Linked DNA regions of Mus musculus: regions 1 and 3 are each linked to region 2. Evidence: chromatin loops called from intact Hi-C (ENCODE). Cell type or tissue: left cerebral cortex. All regions are shown on one strand. Each heading gives the region's core, and the rest is flanking DNA. Links, peaks and the distances in the headings are about the cores only. Region 1 overlaps Ccdc33 (coiled-coil domain containing 33). Region 2 holds the start of Islr2 (immunoglobulin superfamily containing leucine-rich repeat 2). Region 3 overlaps Ccdc33 (coiled-coil domain containing 33).

The links. Hi-C counts contacts between places; a loop is a spot of excess contacts. Peaks named below come from ENCODE experiments on the same cell type or tissue, not always from the same donor. Only the 100,000 strongest peaks of a DNase experiment are listed, where the experiment ranks them.
Region 1: a loop joins it to region 2, with 7 times the contacts of the local background. A loop is called at or near these places in 31 of 42 quality-filtered maps.
Region 3: a loop joins it to region 2, with 5 times the contacts of the local background. A loop is called at or near these places in 20 of 42 quality-filtered maps.

Annotation. Positions count from the first base shown.
Region 1 is chr9:58,035,043-58,042,266 of GRCm38, reverse strand. All of the region lies in intron 11 of Ccdc33 (coiled-coil domain containing 33), which reads left to right. All of the region lies in intron 4 of Gm16130 (predicted gene 16130), which reads right to left. Among named protein-coding and RNA genes, the nearest start is that of Gm16130, 6.4 kb to the right of the region's middle. In left cerebral cortex, for the core only: a CTCF peak has its summit at 3,585 (motif pointing left); DNase peaks (open chromatin) are centred at 1,008 and 3,563; H3K27ac peaks cover 40 bases.
Region 2 is chr9:58,202,010-58,209,233 of GRCm38, reverse strand. It overlaps Islr2 (immunoglobulin superfamily containing leucine-rich repeat 2), which reads left to right and starts at 6,949. Exons shown (of 3, transcript NM_177193.5): 1 at 6,949-7,224. It also overlaps the pseudogene 1600029O15Rik. In left cerebral cortex, for the core only: CTCF peaks have their summits at 4,405 (motif pointing right) and 4,950; DNase peaks (open chromatin) are centred at 4,959, 5,413, 5,741, 6,325 and 1 more place; H3K4me3 peaks cover 1,008 bases; H3K27ac peaks cover 1,058 bases.
Region 3 is chr9:58,049,893-58,057,116 of GRCm38, reverse strand. All of the region lies in intron 11 of Ccdc33 (coiled-coil domain containing 33), which reads left to right. Among named protein-coding and RNA genes, the nearest start is that of Gm16130, 21 kb to the right of the region's middle. In left cerebral cortex, for the core only: CTCF peaks have their summits at 3,865 (motif pointing left) and 5,005 (motif pointing left); DNase peaks (open chromatin) are centred at 3,829 and 4,960; H3K27ac peaks cover 1,325 bases.

The DNA of each region.
Region 1 (7,224 bases), core at 764-5,763, 170 kb after region 2:
ACACCCCCCCCCCCATGGCCCTCTCTAGGCCTGTCATTTCCTTGCAATTCACTGGCAATGTGTGAGCCTGTTCTATCACCCCATCCAAGGGTCCCCCGCCTCAGTTCAAAAGAAAGAGGCCCCATGGTTTGCCTCCTGCTTGCTTCAGGGCTAGCCCCAGTCACCAAGCAGACACTTGTTGTAGCAACAGTCCCCGAGGACCCAAACTGGGTAACAGAGCTGCTATCTGCACAGATGGGGGAGCCAGGAGACCCAGCCCCTCCAGCTCCCAAGGTTGCCCTGGGCCTAGTTGACAGCCGCTCTGTAAGTCTGCCCCCATACCCATTGATTCTCATGATGGGTCAGCTCCTTCAAGCTGCAGGTGTGTAAGGGTGTGTTGCCAGGCAACCAGCAGAGGCATTCCCAGAGCCAGCCTGAGTAGGAGGTAAGGTGGGGGAGGGCCAGGACACCACTCCTAGTTGATCCTGGTCTCAGGAACCTTTGATGGGGGTCCCGGTTCTAACCCAGGCCACTAGAGCCCACACTCAGAACCCAGAGAAGGAAGAAGGCAGATGAGGGGAAGAAAACAGAGGACGGGGCTTCTGGCAGTCAGCGGACAGCATCAGAGAAGGCCCATGGGTACAATCACAGGCAGCCTCTCTCTGAAAGCAGGGGAATAAGGAGGTGACCAACGGGAAGGATCCTTGTGATAGGGTTATCAGAATCACTTTGGGGAGAGCTCTGTCCCCTCTACAGCCCCCTGAACAGCAGCCCTGGACTCCCTGGCCTGAAGGCAAGGGTCAGTCAGGTCAGCTCCAAACTGCAACCAGCAGAGGCAGGACTCTGAGCCACATGCTGGAGGAAAGCTGATGCTGGCTTACAGGGTACAGGCTCTTTCTGGAGAAGGAGGACCCAGAGTGGAGCCTTGAAAGCTGGGTAAAGCCGAGCAAGGCCTGGGGGCAGGGCACAGGAGCAGGAAATTAGATGGCATCTTTCAGAAAGCTCTACAAACCTCTGTGCCCATTCAGGCTCCAGCCCTGTGGTCCTGGCTCGGCCCAATTAGCCAGCCTGGCTCCTGCAGGGGCCAATTAAACAGGGGCCGGGGTCAGATGCAGGCCAAGGCCCTGTAGCCCCTCAGAGCTTCAGGAAGGTAAGCACAAAAGCTTTCTCTGCTGCTTGGGAAGGAAAAGAACAGAAGACAGAGAAAATGCAATGTGCTTTTGTTTCTTTGCTGTAACCTTGGACTGAATAAAGGAGCTACTGTGTCCCTATCCCCGGGAGGGCAACCTTTATAGAGCAGGGGAAACTATTTGCAATAGCACTTTGCATGGATTTGTTGTGATTCAGAGGCCCAGCTGTCAGTCAAGGGAAATTATTTGATGAACAGAATTTCAGATGAATAGGTCCTCTATTCTAGAACCTGCTATGGCTCCCAACTACTCTCTGTGCTAACACCGAGCTCCTGAGGCTGACACCCTGGACACAACCCACCCTGGATAATTGGGCAGGCCGGGCAAACTGGGCCTGCTCCAGATCCCTGGCCAGGTCCACCTGTGTGCTAGGATGTTCACCTGTGGCTATAATGTCCACCTGTGGCTATAATGTCGATGGGTGTGCTATAATGCCCACCTGTGTGGTATGAAGTCCACCTGTGTGCTATAATGTTCACCTGTGGCTATGAAGTCCACCTGTGTGGTATGAAGTCCACCTGTGCTATAATGTCCACCTGTGGCTATGAAGTCCACCTGTGTGGTATGATGTCCACCTGTGCTATAATGTCCACCTGTGGCTATGAAGTCCACCTGTGTGCTATGATGTCCACCTGTGTGCTATAATGTCCACCTGTGGCTATGAAGTCCACCTGTGTGCTATAATGTCCACCTGTGGCTATGAAGTCCACCTGTGTGCTATAATGTCCACCTGTGGCTATGAAGTCCACCTGTATGCTATGAGGGCCCAGACCTTGCAGCTGTGCTGGCCTCCGGCCTGCGATGCAGCTCTTCTCAAACATCATCTAATCAAGTCCCACCTCTGCCTCAGAAACCAGGATCTGACCCAACAGTTTCCCTGGAGGTTCCTGGGAGAAGGGGCCCCAGGGTGGACCCTTAAAGATGGGGCAAAGTTGAGGAAGGCCTCAGAGCAAAGGATAAAAACAAAAGGCTGGGTGTGACTTCCAGGAAGTCCCAGCCCATGCCCACACTAGCCCTGCCTCCAGCTTCTTTACTGGCCTTTGCCTGGCCAGAGACACCTCCCTCATCTCTTGCTTCTTATTTATACTTCTAGCAGTGAGTAAGGTCCTCTGCATGGCCAGTGCCCACACTGCTACTGGCTGTTGGGGTGTGTGGGCGTGGTCGCTAGTAGATAGCACTGCCATCCTGGTATGGGTCAGGGTAGCTGCTGGTCAAAGCAGGTGAAGCTTCAACTGTGTCCTCAGTAGGAATGGCTTGGAGGCTGGGCTAGGGCAGCCAGGCTGTTACCACGGCTCCTTCTTCCCCTGGTTAGTTGGGCTTCTCCCTGGGAAAACAGTGGGCTTAGGAGAGAGGAGAGTTCCCGTCATTTTCCCACCTCCTAAGGGTCTCCAAGGCCAGTGGCCAATTTGCTTGGGGTTGGGAGGGGAATGACACGGGACACACACTTAGACTCCACCCCTCCATGAGAGGGAAGGGTTTTCAGCTGTCCTGATGCTCCACCAGGAAGGAAGGAAGGAAGGCTAAGAGGAGGACCTAGCTATAGGAACGCAGAGAGCCAGGAGGCAGGGCCTGGAGGAGAAGCTGGCTGTGTAGAGAGTAGAGGTAGCTGGGAGCTGAGAGCCATGCTGGGTAGGTGGAGAGAATTGGGGCAGGGTAGCACTTCAGGTCCTCCACCTAGACCTGGCTGCCTGGGTTCCACAGAACACTCTGTTTATAAACATCCAGGGTACCTGTACCCCTTAGGAATGAAACAAAAGACCAACCAGACCTCAGCAAAGGGAATGGAATGGCCTCCCTTCAGACCTGTTACAATCAAGGAAACTAGACAAGAACCTGGCCATCCTTAGGTGTGGGCTTGGGTTTAGGGATAGGGGAGAGCTGGGCTCTACAAAGGCAGCTGGTAGCTCTAGGTCTGTGGAGTATGCTAGTTGGGCAGAAGAATTTTCTCTCTCTGCAAAGATGTGGGAACATGAGGGAGAAGAGTAACTAACGCTTTCTAAAGCACAGCTCTTCCTTCCCGCCGGTTCTGTGTGCGTGAGGGTCAGCTTCAAGTCAGCCCCAAGTGATCCCGCTGTGGGGGAAGTTAAGATAGCTTTATTATGGGTCTTGTTCCAAGCTCACCCTCATGCCTCAGGCCCGTAATCTGCCCTCGAGCTAACAAAGGACCCAGCTGACGTTTAAGAATTGCTGTGTGATGGCGCCCATCGTAGCCAGCCCAGGTCTGGGAAGAACTATTGGATCACCTGGAGAAAGGACATGTGTGCTGGGGGGTGGGAGTGGGGAGGGTGCCTAGATGTTGAAACACTATTCAGTTCTCTTTACCACACAGGCTGCCAGGCATCTCAGGAAGCCTTGGCCGCCTCTTGGGACAGACTAAAAGCAGAGTATTGGCGGGAGGCGGCTGCCCTCTGGCGGCAGCAAAGACAAACCACACACCAGCATCTCGTGCCTACCAGCACTGGCCGTGGGGCTTAGGACCAAAGGCTAAGCTAGCCCACTGGCTCCAGATCCCTGCTCTCAACCCTGTCAACACTTTCCACAGCCCCAGCATTCTTCAGGAGCCCCGTGGCTTTGGCTCGGCCACCCGGCTTTTGCCACTTGCGAGGTTCCTCAGCACCCACCACCAATACCTTGGTCTTTTCTCTCCCCATTTCTCAAATCTGAACATGCGCGCTCTCCCTGAGACACATGTCCTAGAAAACTGCCTTCCCAGTGCCCCCACAGTCTGTTGGGTCCACACCCATTGTCTTCATCTTGTTTCTATGGAACTGCCTCCTACTTCAGGCGAGGGTCCTGCCGCCTCCGCCAGGCAAGGGTCCCACAGCCTCTGCCAGGCAAGAGTGCCGCCGCCTCTCATGCAGCACTACTCTTGGTCCCTATACCCCTCTGTTCCTACGTATTTTAGCAGCCAGCGAGCCCTTACTATACCCCCCTCCAGCGTGGGCCCTTCAGTGCCCAGCAGCAGAGACCAGGCTCCTGAGCCCACGTCTCTGCTTGCCCTGCTGCTCTCCCTTGCTCTCCCCTCCCCACAACTTCTCCTCTGCCTCCTCCTCCCAGGTACAGCCTGCCCATATGCCCCCAGGAAGCTTTCTCAGGTTTCCTAGCCCAGACGGGCCTCCTGGAAGCCCCTTCTGCCACAGACACGGGAAGTGTCTGCTACCCCATCAGTGTAGAGTGAACCACCAAAGGCAAGGACTGTCTAGCTTGGCTCTCTTCTAGGACCTGAGTGGCCCAGAACTGTACAAAGTGGCACTCAGCAAGCCTTGAGCACCCTGGGGGATATCGTGCTGCTTTGGGCACAGGCTTTGTGACAGTCTCTGGGCACGCTGCTCACAGCCTCAGTTTCTCTATCTGCATAGCGCTGGTACAAGGGCTATCCTGACTACATAGTTGGCGGTGTGTTTAGAAGATCCTCACTGGGTAATATGCTTTATACTTTACCATAGCACTGACCAGGGTCTAAGCAATCTCCCTAGGGCACTTGTCAGAGAATCCCCACTGTCCTCCCACTGTGACTCATCCCATAAGAAGAATTTCGGGGCCCACTGCCCAGGGCCATTCTTGAATATGTCTTTAAAGAAACTTAAAGTGATTCTAAGAAGTGAGTTACTATTTCCAGGCACCCTAGTGCTCATCAGGGCTAACCTTCCTACTGTCCTCAGATGGCACTAGTCCTTGGGGGCTGACTTCTCATCCCGAAGATGAGGACACTGGAGTTTTGTGCTGTGACTGCAGTAAAGTCCACTCCTGGGCAGCTGGGAAAAGCAGAGCCTGGCACTCTGACTTGTCTCACTCTGGCAGGCTCTGAAGGTCCTAGGAGGGAGTGTTAGTGGGTAAGGAACCTTGGGGTCAGGCACAGTGGCATTTGAGTCGGGCATACCTGTCCCTCCCCCAGAAGGTAACAAGAGAGTGAGACAGCAAGGAAAATCCAGAGCATAGGGTTCTCAAGGCTAGGACATGACGCACAGCGTGGCCCTGAGGGCAGCCCGGCTGCAGGCTGTGGCTAGAGGTCAGGGCTGCCAGCTTGAACCTTGTGGTCAGTCTCCCAGCCCAGCTGTGCTGACAAGGTCCCCACTTGGCCATGCAAATGGAGGCATTTGAGGTTCCCACAGAAACAGACTCTGGCCAGAGTAAAGAAGATGAGGCAGGAGCCCACACAGTCTCCAGACGGAAGCCCCTCTTCCAGGGTGAATAGGCAGGGCTGGGCTAAGAGGCTGGGGAGGAAGAGAAGGGGAGGGCTACTCTTCAAGGGATGGAGTCCCTGGGACCCATTGATCCTCCTCCAGAAGGACCTGATGGCTGTGGCAGGGCCACCTCACCAGAAGCCAACCTCTCCCTCTGTCCTTCCCTTCTTCGTTATGATCCCTGTTTTCTTCCTCTGTAGGGAGGGTACAAATAACAGATCAGAGCTTAGTCCCTTCACAGCCCAGAACTGCAGAGATGGTGAACAGTGGGGTCTTAGAAAGGATAATCCCCTGCTAACCGGACCCCAAGGGGCTGGCAACCTCTTGTCCAAAATGTCTTCTATGTGCACATACACATCCCCTCCCAGTTAAGGTCAGAATGGTGTTGACTCCCCACATGATCTCTTCATTTCGCAATAGTCTGGCCTACTCTCTGTACAAGGACAATTAATTCTAGGACATTCCTTACAGACAGACCAGGCACCAGAGAAGCAGTAGTTAGTGTAAGACTATAGACTGTGCTGCATGGATCATCCTTGAATATGATTTCCTGTATCTGTGCACATGGGACTGTGTATGTATGGAGGCGATAACCATATAAGCTAATAACCCCATTTGGGGCCACTCTAATCAGAGCAGCATAAGATACTGAAGCATCGAGGAAAGTACAGAAGATGAATATCCTCTGTTGAGATATCAGAGACTTCCTTCAGCCAAGCTCTGAGCCCTAGATCCAGCCAGGCATCGGATGAGTCATAAAGTGAAGGCCACCCAGCAGAGGGGGAGCCAGCAAGCCCCGGGTAGTAAGAAAGAAAGAAAAAGAGTTTAAGTGGAACAACCCGTTGAAACAGAAGTAAGACCAACTCTCTGACACCTGCACAGCCCAACCTGAGCTCACAGCAACACCTAGGCCTCCAGGAGGTCCCAAGTTCCACACATGTCCCTGACACCAAATTGTGTGTGTGTGTGTGTGTGTGTGTGTGTGTGTGTGTGTTTGTGTTTGTGTGTGTGGTCCCAGGTTCAGGGTCCCAGTTAGCACTCTGTCTGAAGATACCAGATGGGCATAGATCTGGGGAAGCCAGAACAGATGCTAGGGAGATAGAGCCAATACTGGCACCAGTCAGAGGGACTATAGCCAGAAGGCTAGACAGCAGTGGCAGATGACTGGTGGTGTCCGATGAGTTCCTGCTGGCTGGGGACTCCCCTCCCCTAGAAAGCCATGGCACACCATGCAGCAGGTGGGAGACTATAGCTGGGATATAGTTGGATTCCGCCCCCAGGCAGCTGGAGACCAGGGGAGAGTTGGATGTAGAGTTGTGTTTTCTGGATCCTGGGAGGCCCACCCACAGGAGCAAGGCATCCCACAGCCCAGAAGTCCACAGGCAGCTCAGAGGGCTCACTTGCCTCCCATCTCTGAGCCGTTCTCTTCCAGAACCTTGCTTGCCTGTATCTCAGATCTCAGTCTCTCTCTCTCTCTCTCTCTCTCTCTCTCTCTCTCTCTCTCTCTCTCTCTCTCTCTCTGTGTGTGTGTGTGTGTGTGTGTGTGTGTGTGTGTGTGTGTGTGTCTACAGATACTGCATGCTTGGAACTTGTGCTGAATAGTAAAGAATATGGTTGGCAAACAAATTCAGGGCTGAAGATAAGGCTCAGGAGTTAAAGTACTTTTCTTGCAAATGTAGGGTCTTGAGTTTGAGGCCAAGCACACATGTAAACACTAGGTACAGTGGAGTGTTTGTAGTGCTAGCATGAAAAGGGGAAAACAGAAAAAAAAAAAAAAAAACCTAAGGACTCACTGACCAAGCAATCTAGTCTAACTGATGAGCTCTGGGTGGAGGAAAACTTGCACTGTTTCAAGGACTGGATCTCTTTCC
Region 2 (7,224 bases), core at 1,490-6,489:
AAAGATGGAAGCAAATTGACTTTCATGCAGATGAGATGTGTGTGCCTATTTATTTTTACATAAAAAGTTAAATTTTCACCAAATATTTGACACTGCAGATAATAAAACATCTTCAGTATCTGTCAGAGTTGATTGTCATTTTGATTTATAATCACTAATGCTGAGAACTTCACTTCGCATACTAGTGGCAGAAGTATTTTCAGGGACATTTTCTAATTTGTTAGAGGTGCTGTCTTAATACCAAGCTGAAATTCATTGAAATTCATTTAGCTTTTTTTTTAAAAGATTTACTTATTTATTTTACATATATGATACACTATAGCTGTCTTCAGACACACCACAAGAGGGCATCCTCTTAACTGCTGAGCCATCTCTCCAGCCCCTACTTACCTTTTCTTTCTTTCTTTCTTTTTTTTTTTTTTTTACTTTATCTGCATTTATTTTATGCTGAATTTATTCCCAGGCCATGAGTTTTTGTTTCCTCAGTTTCTTTTTCTTTTTTGTAAAGATTTATTATTATGCATAAGTTCACTGTAGCTGACTTCAGGCACACCAGAAGAGGGCATCAGATCTCATTATTTGGATGGTTGTGAGCCACCATGTGGTTGCTGGGATTTGAACTCAGGACCTTTGGAAGAGCAGTCAGTGCCCTTACCCACAGAGCCATCTCTCCAGCCCATTTCCTCAGTTTCTTCTGGGATATGTTTTTCTTCGGTGCAGCCTTCTCTTCTGGCTTTGGAAAGGTCTGTTCCTTCTCAGTGAGGATCATCTCAATGTGGCAGGGGGAGCTCACGTATGGGTTAATCCGGCCATGAGCTCTGTAGGTTCGTCGGCGCAGCTTAAGTGCCTCGTTCACCTGGATGTGTCCAATGACTAGAGAATCCACATCTAAACCCCTAAGTTCAGCATTCCTCTCTGCATTTTTAAGCATGTACAGCAAAGATTCAGCATTCTTTCTTGGCCACCATCCCTGTGTCCAGCCCCACTGTTTTGGCCTGGGTGCATTATACCGCCAGAATGGCACACATTGCTTCTTTAAAGTGACATCCTTCAGATACTTGGCGGCTTTGCGGATATGCATACCCTTGATGGCCTGGGCAGTTTTCCGGGTCTTCTTGAAGTGAACAGGAAGGTTTGAACCTCTTGATTTGCATGATTTGGGGGGGGGGTTCTGGGTCAAGAGAGTAGCAAGCCATCTTCACAGGCCACCTCTGGCTGCTTACAGGAAGAGGAAGTACCTCCTTATCATTTTAAAAATACCATTCAAGTTAAGAATTTACACAGCAATTGTGGAAGTCAAACAGCCTAATTCAATACAATTCAAAGATATACTAATTTGATATGTATACACTGTATAGGATGTAAATGACTATAGAAAGATATTGTCATTGTCTCCCTGATTAAAATATTATGTTTCTATGAGAGCAGGAAACTTTGTATGGACAGTAAACCCCCTGCCATTCACGACATAAAACAGTCCTCAGTGTGAACCAAGGCATTTCTCGGGGCTTTTGTTCCTGTTGGGTGTCATGGCGGTCTGCACAGAGCAAAGTGTTCATGGTGTGTATTCAGAACCAAGCCGGCAGTGATGTTGCAAGCTACAACACGGGCAAGCACTGCTCGAAACACCTCTTCTGGTAGAGTGCTATTTTGAATTAACTTTGATCATTGTTCATTCAGAAGTCTTTTACTGTTGCCAGAGTCTTCACAGCTCACACATCCAGCTATACAACCCCATGTGACGTCACAACCTACAGCTTCAGAAAACGAGCACTGGTCTGGTGGGCACTGGTCTGTGCTGCTGTTGAAATCCTCTAACAGCCTCAGTGAGCACAGCCAGCTATCCTATGAAGGGTAAGAGAAGAGAAAGGGCCCAGGGGCTGCTGATATGGCACAGAGTCCACCAGCCCTGCAGCCTGCTTTGCAAGATGACAAGGTTACTGGTCTCTCCCCTTTAAGGTGGGACTTTTACCATTGGCAAATGGATCTTGCATGACACCCCAGCACCCTGCCCCTGATTTCTCTTTCAGAAAATCTATCTTCTAAGATATGAGTCACGATACCCCTGAAGAACCCAAAGCCATCGGATCTACCTGGAGCTGGAATTATATGTGGTTGGTTGTGACCTGTCCAATGTGGGTGCTGGAAATTGAACTCAGATCCTGCTCTTAACCTCTGAGCCATCTTTTCAGCCCTTAAATTCTTTAAGATGTTTAAATCTTTGTGTATATGTGTGTGTGCACGCCAATCACTGGTGCATGTAGAGGTTAGGGGACAACTTACAGGAATTCATCCTGTCCTTCCATTGTGTGGCTCCTGAGGCCCAGGTCATCTAGCTCGGTGAAAAATGCCGTTACTAATTGCTGGACCATGCTCCTCCATCACCCTTCCTACCTTTCCCTACTCTTGATCACATTGAGTCTTGCCATGGGGAAGCTGGCCACTCAGGGCCCTCTCCTTGGGGAGCCAGCCCTGCATTGGTGGAGTGGGGCACCATGCATGAAGAGTGCCATGCCTTCCAAGAAGTCCCGAGAATCGGCAAAACAAAAGCACACCCAGACAGAGTACACAAGCTACCGCCAGAAGAGCCGCCTAATGCTCACAGCAATGCCAGTATGTTAAGCTAATTTAATGAAAGCTCTGGAAGGAAGGTCGTGGGCTAGACCTGGGTTTGTTAATAATGTCAGGCTTCATTTGAACCGCTCCAGAAATCCCTCCCCACTGCCTCCAGCTACCTGCCACAGGTTGCTGTTTTCCTCAGAAATCAACAGTCTTCTCATACAAAAAATGTGGGCTTGCTTTTGTTTTTCTCTAGAAAAATAATTAAAGTCCCGGAGCTCAATAAATACTTAAAGAGAATGCAGTTTTAATTAAAAACCTTCTGCCGATGCTGTGGTGGCAAGTGTTGCTTCCCAGGCAGGCATGCTGGTGACAGCCACATGCATCGCAATCTGCTGAGGATATGAAACCAAAAAACCTGCACAGATAATAGCGGGTAATTCTGACTCTTCACAGAAGGGGCAGGTGGTGAAGAAAGATGTCTACGGGCAGAGCCAAGCTCTTCTCCCTGTGGGATAAGCAGGACATAAGCACCAGGAACACACGTGCCAGCGTGTTCATCTCATCTAGACCCAAGGCTTTAAGACAACAATGGTGGCTGATTCTATCCAGCAACTGGTGAGGAAAATGTGCTTCACTAAGCACCAAGTACCATAGACTGAGTGCTTGACAATGTCTTGGCTCGTTTAATACTCATGAGGAAATTCATTCATATTCGTTCTAAAGATTTATTTATTTTTATTTCACCAGGAGGGGGGAATGGCTGCATGGGTAGATATATCTGTGTGCCACCTCTACATCTGATGCCTGGGGAGGGGTCCAACTCAGGTCTGCTGCAAGAGCAGCCAGTGCTCTTAACCACTGTACCATCTCTGCAGCCTCTGTCCTTTATTTCTTAGAGATGTAGAGAGGCTAAGCCAGGGCCTCATAACTGGTGTGTGATAGAGTCTGGTGCTGGAAAGAAAAATGATGGCTTAGAAACAGGGAGTGTTTCTTCTCTGGGGAGTGACCTTTCTGATAGAAATTAGGTTAGGAAAGAAAAGTGGAAATGCTTGCTGGAATCTCCTGCCCGCCGTGTGTGTGTGTGTGTGTGTGTGTGTGTGTGTGTGTGTGTGTGTGTGTGTGAACTTGTTAACTTGCAGGCACTGTAAAGTGTGAGACAGTGTGTTCCACAGCTTCTGGATGTAGGGCAGCTGGAGGGAAGGTCTCCCGAGCAGGCTACTGATGCCAGGCCATCTTGTTCTTGGAAGCTCTTCCTACACCCTTTGGCCAGTTCATCAGATCACCCACGCACCACATTAAAATACAAGGGCGCATGACAGAGCAGTTGCTGCAGAATCATGCACACATTACCTGGCCTAAACTTTTAGTCAAACACCCATTCCTTCCGTTTTCTTCCCCCACTCTAGCCCAGCTTAAGGCCAATAAGTTTCCTTTGTCAGCTCAGAGACATTTTAGAAGCCTCGGGCAAAGTAAGGAGAGGCAGGGACAGGCCTGCAAGAGAAGGCGCTCCTGGTCAGGGTCAGGGAGGTATGATGGGAGTTCTCTTGCCAGTGCAACTATGCACACCAATTAACTCGCAGGAGAATGGTGCACTGTTGGATTCTGGGCACTGGGAACCCAGTGGGCCACGAACTGGCCAAACCTGTTAGAGTAAGGAGGGCCGATTGTGTTTTCATGGAGGCACAGACTGGGTATACCTAGAGAAAACTCGAGGATTTTGGTCAAGCATGCCCCGGCGATAGCATTTCCCAACAGCACTGCAAAGCCACAGGCAGGGCTCTTTGGTGCCCAGGCCTGCTCGTGCCATCCCTTCAAGGTCAAGGCCTTGTTTCTGCACAGTTCAGGCAGTATCCAGCAGGGGGAGCGCGGGTACCAGGGTTGAACTCCAGATCTCCGCGGACCTAGCCCGGGGAGCAAGTCCGAGGAGCCTTCGGTTTCAGCGATCCCACCACTTGGACAACCTGGGACCTCAAAGGTTGAAGTTTGTGGAGGTCAATCCACAAAGAAGTCTAGGGGCGTTAGCTCTTGGTCTCTGCGTCTGTCTGGAGTCAGGACTGCAGCTTGGTAAAAAGCTTGTCCCTGAACTGAACAGATTCTGAATCGGAAGCCCTCTGTTTTCCAGCTTGACAACTTTTCTGTCGCTCATTCCCCCCCCCCCCCTTTACTGCACTCGCCTGATTAAATACTTGTTCCTTTAAGATCAAAGACGTAGGGCAGGGGTGGGAGGTGGGAAGTGTTTCTATGCCGTCTCTCCTTCCCTAGGTATTATTAACCGTAAAAGCAATCGACGGCAATTCTGGGCGGCGCCAGGGCTCTGCCTGCCGTCTTCTAGCAGAGCTCAGTGGTTGAATCAGGAATTGCAGCTCCTACCCAAGACCCTGCGGACGCTGCTAGCGGCGACTCCGGCTGGCCTTGTCTGGACCGGCACTGGGTTCTGCAGGGTTGAAGACGGGGTAAGGGATGTCTTCTCCCTGGTGCAAATTCGGGCAACAGAAGCATTTTTCGGGAGAGTGGGTGGGAAGCTGGGTTCCACGGGAATCAGTACCCCAGCCAGCGTGGTCGCCACGCCCTTAAACTATTCTGTAGACGCTGGAACCGCCCTCTCTACAGGGAGTCCCCTGGTTTCAACCTCTTTAGGGAAGAAAGCCAGAGTTGGGAGAGCTTACCCCAGACACTCCTGCACGTCCGTGCGATCGAGAGAGCTCATGAGCCCATTCTTCCTTCCAGCCCTCGGCCCTTCGCTCCTCCTAAGTTATCCCTCTGCAGGCTTGCGTCCCTCCAAACTCAAAAAAAGAGAGCTGACTAGAAGTAAAAATCGGATGAGTGGATGTTCACTGGCGGAGGAACGCCCACGCCTTGCGTCTTTCTCTCCCCCACCAGGAAAGTCCTCAGGATTCTCCATCCCAGAACACTAAGAACAGCAGAACGTCCCTCTGCTGCCACACCCTCTTCTGGTGCGAGGCACCCCCCACCCCCTCAAGGTTGCTAGAACATGAACAATACGACAGACATTCCTCTTACTTTGCAGACAAAGAAGTCGGTATCGGGCGGCTATTCCAAATCTCTGAGGCCTTGTCCCAGGTTAGAGCCTTGTGCTGGACGGCCTCAGACGTACAGGATTCCAGGCAGGGAGGAGTCAGAGTTCTCATCTCCTCTCCCTTCTCAAAGACATCTTCCCTGGATCGCTCAAGCACCCTCTCCTGGTTCGGTCTGTGGGGTTTCCAGGCCCGAGCAGGTGTGAAGTTCTAGATTCCGAACTTGGCTGAGTTTGTGGGGGTCCCATCAGCCCGTAGCCAGGAGTAGGAAAGAGGGAGGGACCAAAGTGAGCACACACCAGTGTGTTCATATTTAATTTACAAAGGAGCCTCAGAAACCCTGCCGGGTGGTCCCTTTAGATGCAGCGTTCTTCCTGCATCTCTCTGCGCCCCCCTCCCTAGCTCATTAAAATGCTTAACACTCAAATCGGGGTATTGATCTCTGCAGAGGCCCCAAACACACTGCCATCCAACCAAGACAGAAGACTGACTCTGATGAGGGCTGGGAGACCCCAGCACCCCAGTATTACAGTGTATATGAAAGAGAAGGAGGGGACTCTCTACACATCTCTCAAAATCTATGCCCCCTTACCAGTTCTGGCTAGCAGCTCTGTCTCCTGGGATGCCATAGGCGGGGGAGTGAGATGATGCATTTTAGTCAAATCCCTAGACATCCCTTGAAATTCTCCTGCTCATCGCTAAAAGAAATGTCCAGGGTTTGCCAAAGAGAACAGCGAGTCCCGAGTCTGCTGAGGCCAGCTGTTACATGAGGGTGTGAGATGGCAGGGCGGTGGCTGCTGCCTAGGCTTTCACAGTGTGTGTGTGTGTGGGGGGGGTGCGAGCATGCAGGGGTTGATGGCCAGCTTGCTAGAGATGCTGAGAGGATACTGAGGAGCGGGGTGGTGGTGCAGGAAATGCTCAGGGGTTGTAAGTCCCTAGTCCACAGCACTCAAGAGGAGCAAACGGTTTTTGTAACTATCCTGGTCCCTGTAGCCACTATTAGTGGGCAACCTTGGTGTCCTGTTAGCCCGCAGCAAGCAAGGGCAGAGTGAGACACTTGGGTGAGTTCAACCTAATGTTTTAGGAGCTCAGAAGACACCCACTCCACTGTGAGCACTAGGTAGCCCACGGGCAGTGGAGTGCACGCGCTGGTTTTGCCACAAAAGACCTGAGCGTGGAGTTCAGGCTCAAGAGGCTGAGCAGGGTCTGCGATGGGCTGGGGAGGTGGGCGTCTCCTCTCCGCGCACCCTGCAGGGCTGCGCCTACTAATCTGGCGAATTAGTCTGGCGGTGATTGGGGGTGGAGGGGAACCAGGATTTGTATCTGCCCAGATCCAGGCAAAATATGACAGAGAGGGTGAGGCGTTCTGCTAACACTATCAATTATGCATCGTGTTGAACGAAGCTTCGGGGAGGGGGAGGCTAGCAGGCGGCAGGAGGAAAAGGGTCCGGGAGAGCCAGGCAGCGCAGTTCAGCAGGTCCCACTGGAGGTCTTTCTGCGCCACTGCTTGCTTTGGAGAGGGGGGAAAAAAGTGTTTAAAGGCAAAGACACGCCCCTCCAGTCCTATGCTTTTCTTTCTCCCAAATTCCTCAAAGATGGTTTGTCTCACGTGTTGCGGGGCGTAGAA
Region 3 (7,224 bases), core at 1,070-6,069, 150 kb after region 2:
CACCAGAGAGGTACAATGAGCCCTTACCCTACTACCTGCATATGAGTCAACCAAGCCTCAGCCCTACCCAACCCCAGAAGGCAGAGCTCACCCCTGAGTCACACTGTCTCTGAGAGAAGAGATTCAGGCAATGCTAGCTGTCTAGACAAGCCTCCCAGGTCCACCACCAAATCCTGGACACAGTGTGAGCAAGGAGTGAGCAGTGTCCAGCCCCACAGGTGGGAGTGGTCAAGATCCCTGGTCAGGCCTGAGCTGAGGGTAGCGAGTCTCAGGGCCTGGCTCATATGCAGTAGTAAACATACATAACCGACTGCTGCGCATTTGTCTGTGGTGGGAGACATAAAGGGGGTGAAATGGCTGGGCTGGGGCTCACTGAACCTATAAAATTGATTAAGGATGATAACGATGGGAAAGGGAGGGGAAAACAACTTGGGAGCGAAAGAGCCTTTCAGGCCAGGATGGATCTGATGGGTAGACATTTGAAGCCATGACTTCAAAAATAAGGAAGGATGGTATAACATGGATAGACAGACAGACAGTCTTGACTTTAACTTTGGTATTAAACTGAAGGAGAGAGACCAGACTGCAGCCTGGGAAGTTAAGATCAATCATTAGGAAAAGCTCTGAGCAAGAATAACCACCATGGGGAGGGGAGACTGCTTTCATTTTACCAATAGTGGCTGTGACCTGGTCCAGAAGTAATGTGATACCAGTCCATGGCTTCCCATGCTGTATAGCATCCAAGGAATGCTGGGTGGCTATGGAGGCCAGTGCTTAGCTAACCTACCCTCCATACCCCGTGGAAGGTAGTGGGCCTGGCCCTTTTTCCCCCATCCCAGTCTACTCCAGACCCATCCTAACTTCAAACCCTCCCTCTGACTCTTGGCTTCAGCTTTTATCTTCCCATGCCTGACTGAGCACTCGAACACAGTATATAAGGACACTTGCCCCACCCCTGCTCTCCCTGCAACCCCTGCTTGCCATTACTCTGTCCTGGTTGCTATCCTACACGCCTACAGGCTGAAGGCCAGAAAGATGAGGGCAAAACACAGCCATGCACCTCCCCCATACAGGAGAGCCCAGTTGCAAGTAATAGCATGTAGTTGGGTAGCAACAGTCTACGGTTCCACGCCAATCACAGGCAGCTATGCAGCCATGGGTCACTGTTCCATGGCAACCAAAGAAAATTACATAGCAATGGATGAACTCATGCAACCAAGAAACAGTGACAAGCAACAGTACAGCCATGAAGCCCAGGTATGTGGCTGCATAGCAATAGAGCCAGGCGTAGGATGACATCACCCAGCCCTCCAGGGCACAGAGGCATAATTGTGGAACAGAGATTTACAGCAGCAGATAACTGAGGGCCCTGAGGCACCTGAATGGCAGTGACACCGTTGTGAGGTGTGTGACTTGGCACATGTGTCAGGAATGTCCGCAGCAGAGCCTGTGGGTGAGGCAGAGTGCCTTGTGACACAGTTGTGCAGTGACCCAAGGATGAATGAGTGGCCCCCTCTGCTCTCTCCTGTGGCCTTGGCTGAGCCACTCTCTGCAGCACGCAGCACCTGACTTCTGTGGCGCCTCCGTCGCTGTCTAGTGTCTCCATGTGTTCCCCAGAGAGCCTCAGATCCATTTTGTCTCTGGCTCCCTCCTGGGGAGGAGCCTACTTGGGATCACTGAAAATCGAACATTCTCTAGGAAGGGAGCTCTCTGGGACAGAGGAGCAGGTAGAGAGGATGTGGTCTTTGGTCTTCTGTGCAATGTTGTTCCCTTCCCCTCACAGCATACAGACCCTAACTGGAACTGCTACAAACCCCAGCCATTTCTTGCCATCTCTAGGCACCTAGCTCTGATGCAGTCATTTCAAGGGTGGTTTTTCTTTTTAGGGCAATAAAAAGCTCAGTACTGAGTGGGCTCAGTGAGATCAAGGGTAAGACCTCAGGCAGAACTAAGGGAAGTATTTGTGTCCCTTACAAGCAGCCCAGAACACATGCTTTTGGGAGTGTTGATCTTCCCAGTCACTCTGAAGGGACAGCTCTCCCAAGACCTACTTTGCCAGCATTTCGTCCTTAGCCCATGGACACCTGAACTACTTCATGCCAGCTAGCCCATGTGTCCTGGTGCCAGCGCCACTGCAGATGAGCTGAGGGGTTCCACTCACAAACACTCATGAGACATCTCCAAGTAGTCAGAAGCCTAGGATGACCCAGTCCAAGGAGTGCCCAGTCCTACACCCATTGAAGCCATGGGGGCAAGAGACAGGACTGAAGCCTGAGAACTGGACACAAGCAGCCACAGATCATCAGCCACACCGTGCAGACAAGCATGAATATGTGAGGGACAGACAAGCAGGGGAACATGATCCAAACAAAGGACCTCCCTGAAGGAGGGAAGAGAGGAAGAAGAAGGAGAGAGCACCTAAGAAGGCTTCCTGAAAGACGAGGACCAGGCTTTAGATAAGGTATTCAGTGTCTTTTCCACCCAGGGGTTTAAGCAGGGGTTGTTTCCCTCCATTGCCCTACACACACACACACACACACACACACACACACACACACACACACAATCATACATACATACACACATGTGCACACATTTGTACTTATCTGTTCACATACACACACATACACACATGCTCATACACACACTCACAATCATACACACACACTCACACATACACACATGTGCACACACTTGCACATATCCATGCACGCACACACATACACATATGCTCATAAACACACACACACACACACACACTCATGCCACTGTCTCTGGGTATTCCCATTCTCTCTGACATTACCCCCCACTCTCTCCCTCCCTCTCTTTCTTCTCTCACTTCACTCCCTCCCTCTGCCCTGCTCACAGCAGCTCTGTGGCCAACCAGAGGGCCCACATGCTAGAAGATGAATAATTGACAGGGTTGTTAAAAGATTCAGTGGAGTTTTTCTGAGCTCCCCACACTGGAATAACTCATTTCTTTCATTCTCTCTTTGAAAGCCTTTCCCCACCCTCCTCCCATCCCCACATCCCTGCCCCCACTCCCTAGCTCAAGATTTTCTTTTCTTTTCCTGAGTCTGTGGGTCCTACAAGTTTCCAACCTTCACCCCAAGGACTCTTTAAGTCACTAGCTGTCCTTGTCCTGGTTAAACTGCACTTAGGGGTGGCAGGGTGACTCCCCCTGACAGGGCTCCATTTGCACACGGAGAGAAAGGCCAGCTGGCTTCACCTGAGGCACATAGCTGAAGAAGTTCAGGCTCAGGCCAGGAGCTCAGACTGCCTAGGCCAAGGCCACCCTCCCCAGACTGGCACAGAGGGGATCCCTGCTGTGCCTGCCCAGTTCTGTCACTTCATGTCCCTGAGCCCTGATTGTCTGTAACATGGGAGAGCTGCTCCCTTGGGGAGCAGAGAAGACCGTGTGGCCTTGAGAAAGGGAGTCTGGTCATGTAGCAAAGACCCGTGTAGGCTGAAGCCTTTGTTCCCTCTTTGCATGGCCCTTTTGCTCTGGGAAAATCTACTCTGGCCATCTCCATGGCATGGACAGTTTTCTGCTCCAGGCCTGCCCCATTTGACCCTTCATCTTTTCTGCTTCCTTCAGTAGCCTCTGATCACAAAGCCGAGCCTCTCCTGGCCTGGCTCCATGCTGGGCCCTGCACTCACTCTCATTTCTCCTTGAAGTGACCTTGAACTCCACTCCCCTCTATGGGCCCCAGTTCCTGCCTCTGTCAGCAGAAGACATCGGAGCAGATGTGCCCTAGTTCTCTGAAGTGTGGCTGGAGCCTCTATCCTTCCCTAGACCCCACCCAGGTGACAGCAGGCTCAACGGCAGCCTTGGCTCACTCAGTGCCACCTAGTGGCAGAGGATGCATCCTATGCAAGAAACCTCAGTGGCTACCAGCCACAGCAGAGCAAGACCAAGGCCAAGCAGAAGATCCCCTTAGCCCTGAGAGGACATCTTCTATGGTTATAGCCATCACCTCTGCAGAACCATAGAGACAAAGAGCAGAGGAGAGGGACAGAAACCCAGGCAACCAAGAACATGAGCCACCTGTGCTCACCTCAGTGCCAAAATATTCACCTGGTTGGGTGTCCTTCAGGTCACAACACTGAAGCCAGCATCCATCTTCCCTGCCTAGCTGTTATCCCATCCCTCTTATCCTGCAGGCTCTACTGCCCCCAGTTTCTCTGCCTCGAATAGTCTATCCAGTTCCTATCACTCACACAGCACCAGTTCTCTGCCCTTGACCTCAAGGCACATGTCCACTATGCACCTACAAAGGCCCCATAGGTCCTGCTCCTCCAGGCTGGAAGTCTTCCCAGGGACCCGCACTTCTGCACCTCCTAACCAGGGAACCAAGAGGAAGGGGTTCTAAAAATAAATGCTGTGAATATGTGAAAGTCACAGCCAGCTGAGACCTCAACAGCTTCTTCTCTTTCCTGAGTCTGCCTTTGCTTCCTCAGTTCATGTGGCACACACGCGCGTTCAAGCACACACACACACACACAACACATACATACATACATACATACATACATACACACATCAGACAAGTACTCAATTACATATGCATGTTCACACATCAGGCACATACAGAAAGAGAAGGGGGGAGAGGAAGAGAGACACCGAGAGAAGGAAGGGGAGAGACACACAGTGACAGACAGGGAATCAGAGAGAGAAGAAAAGGAAGATTGAGGGAAGGAAGGATAGAGGGGGGCACACAGAGTGGGAGAAGAGAATGGGGAGAGAAGAGTGAGAAAGGAGAAAGAGAATTAATTACTAGGCCTTTGGGAAATAATGGAGAGGAGAGAGGTCTTCATCCCACACCGGACCTGTTGTCTCTCCTTCAGACTCAGGCTCCACTTGGCACCCACAGCTCTAACAGGCTATCTTCTGTCTGTTTCCAGGACTGTGTGAGATTAGAGAAACCATTCCACCTCTCTGATCCCGCCTTCTCATTGTTAAATGAAAGGAATATTGTCTCCTTGCTCCCTCTTGAGGCTGTGGGCAAAGCTAACAAGAGTGTGGGCAGTGGAAATGAAAATGTTAGGTCTGTAAGACCCTCTGAGACTGAAAAGAACAGACACAAATCTCCAGGCCTCCCCCATGACTCCATCTCCAGAACCTGTCCCCAGTCCCCTGCCCGCAGTTCCTCACCCTCCCCTTCCCCGCTGCGTCTCAGACGGGCCATTCTCCTTCTCCATCCATCACCTAAGACTAAAGAGATTAATAAACGAGACTCATAACTCAGCTACTGGGATGCGCCAGATATTTACAGCTGCGTTTCAATTTGCAGAGAGATTAAGTGTTTGTCGATTTATTGTCTCTCTGTGGGTGTGTGCTGGGAGCAAGCAGGCTGAGCAAGGCCCCCTGTTGGCCAGCTCCCCTCCCCCCATCACTCCCTCCCAACCACCATCCCCAGAGCTGGTAGAAACCAGTGCTGTCCAGCTTTGAAAGCCACTGCCCACTGGAAGGGTTTGATCCTGTTGACCAAGGAGACATAAGGCCATACCCAAGGTGAAAGCCCCCACCCACATCACTAGACTGTCTCCTGGACAGAGACTCAAGGTCCCAGCATCCCCTGCCCTACAACATCAAGCAGTGCCTGAAGTCACAGATCCTCCAGAAGGCCGATTACCAAATAGCTTTCCAGTTCACTCCTAAGCCCAGGGATGTGACTTAGGACATACGTGGACCTACCATTTATGCTCCTATTGGACCTAAAGACACTGGGGCTAGCCTGGAGGGATCTCTGCGGTGATTAACCAAAGGGTGCCTGCAGAGGCCCAGAAAAGGAAGTCAGCTTTGGAAAACTGGGGGAAAGAAGAGACCTCAGAGACCAAGAAGGAAAGACCAGTTAAGTGGAAGCTCAAGGAGCCAAGAAGGGGTTTGATACATACTAGGATTGAAAACATCAAGAACCCCCCTTTTTGTGTACCCCAGCTGCTGCTTATCTCCCCAAAGTCTATCATGTGAATGCATGCAGTCAGCAGCTTCTCTAGCAGCCGCTTTGTGTCCGGTCTTGTGACCTCACTACCTGGAACCCAGCACTAATTTGGGAAGTTGTAGCAGATTTCTGTCAAGAGCTATGTGACTTTTGAGAAGTCTCTCCACCTCTCTGATATTAAGTCCAGGGATCAATCATCCTGCTCACCTTTTGAGGTCTCTGAGAGGACTGGCAAGTGTGGGCTGCATCGCACTGTGGACCCTAAGGAGCTGTCCACTGTTCAGGAGACTTGCTAATGAGTATGTTCATGGGATCTTCTAGACTGCGCAGGGCAAGGGGAGACAGTACAGCTCACCCAGTACCTTCTCTCCAGAAGCCTGTCCTCAAGTGACAGTCACATAAAGATAACTCCATTCCAGGACACCTGTGCTCAGAAGCCCTGGGCCAGCAGAGAGACACATAGAGTATGGGAAAAGGGCATGACCAGGACCAGAACACAGTCTTCTCCCAGAATTGAATCCCAAGCTCATCTCTTCCTTTCTAGACCTCAGTTTCTTTATCTGTAAAATGGGGGGAACATAGCCCTCTAGGAAGGAGAGAGAAAGGGTGTAGTGCAGAGAACTGAAAGGCTGCTGGAATGTGGGCTGGCCAGCTCAGGACCTGGCCCAAGTACCTGAAGGATCTGGCTGAGAGATGCTGAGGAGTGACCACCCAGGGCAAGGGCCCCCAGAGGCAGGATAAATTACCCTCAGAGAGAGCTCCAAATCATTGGAAGACCTGTGCCTGGAAGTCCCCCTGCAGACCTTCCCTTCTCTGGGTCAAGCTGGGCTCTGATCTACGGGTGGGGTCCTGGATTTGATAACATCCTCTCCATCACACTTAATGAGGCTGGAGCAAGTGACTCTCAGCAAGATGCCAGCACTGCCCGGTGGTCCACTCCACGGACCATCCTGCCCTTGAGTAACTGGTGCTGGGCCGGCAAGGGTGTGGTGTCCACGGGAAATAAGGTAGAGAAGATGAGGTCATTAGTTCTTGGGGCTGAGTCATCAATTCTCAAAGAGGCACAGGCAGTGGACGCAGGGAGAGCTGGGGAGATTTGCTGACCTGGGCACTGGAGCTAGTCCCTTGTGCAAGCTGCCAGCCCTCTCATCCGACTCATGATACTAGGCACACAGTGCCAAGCCTATGTGTTAATACAGACAATTTCAGCCCCCAAACTTTTAGTCAGTTTTTCTTCCAACCTGATATTGTACAATTACGGTACTTAACCCCATCTTGT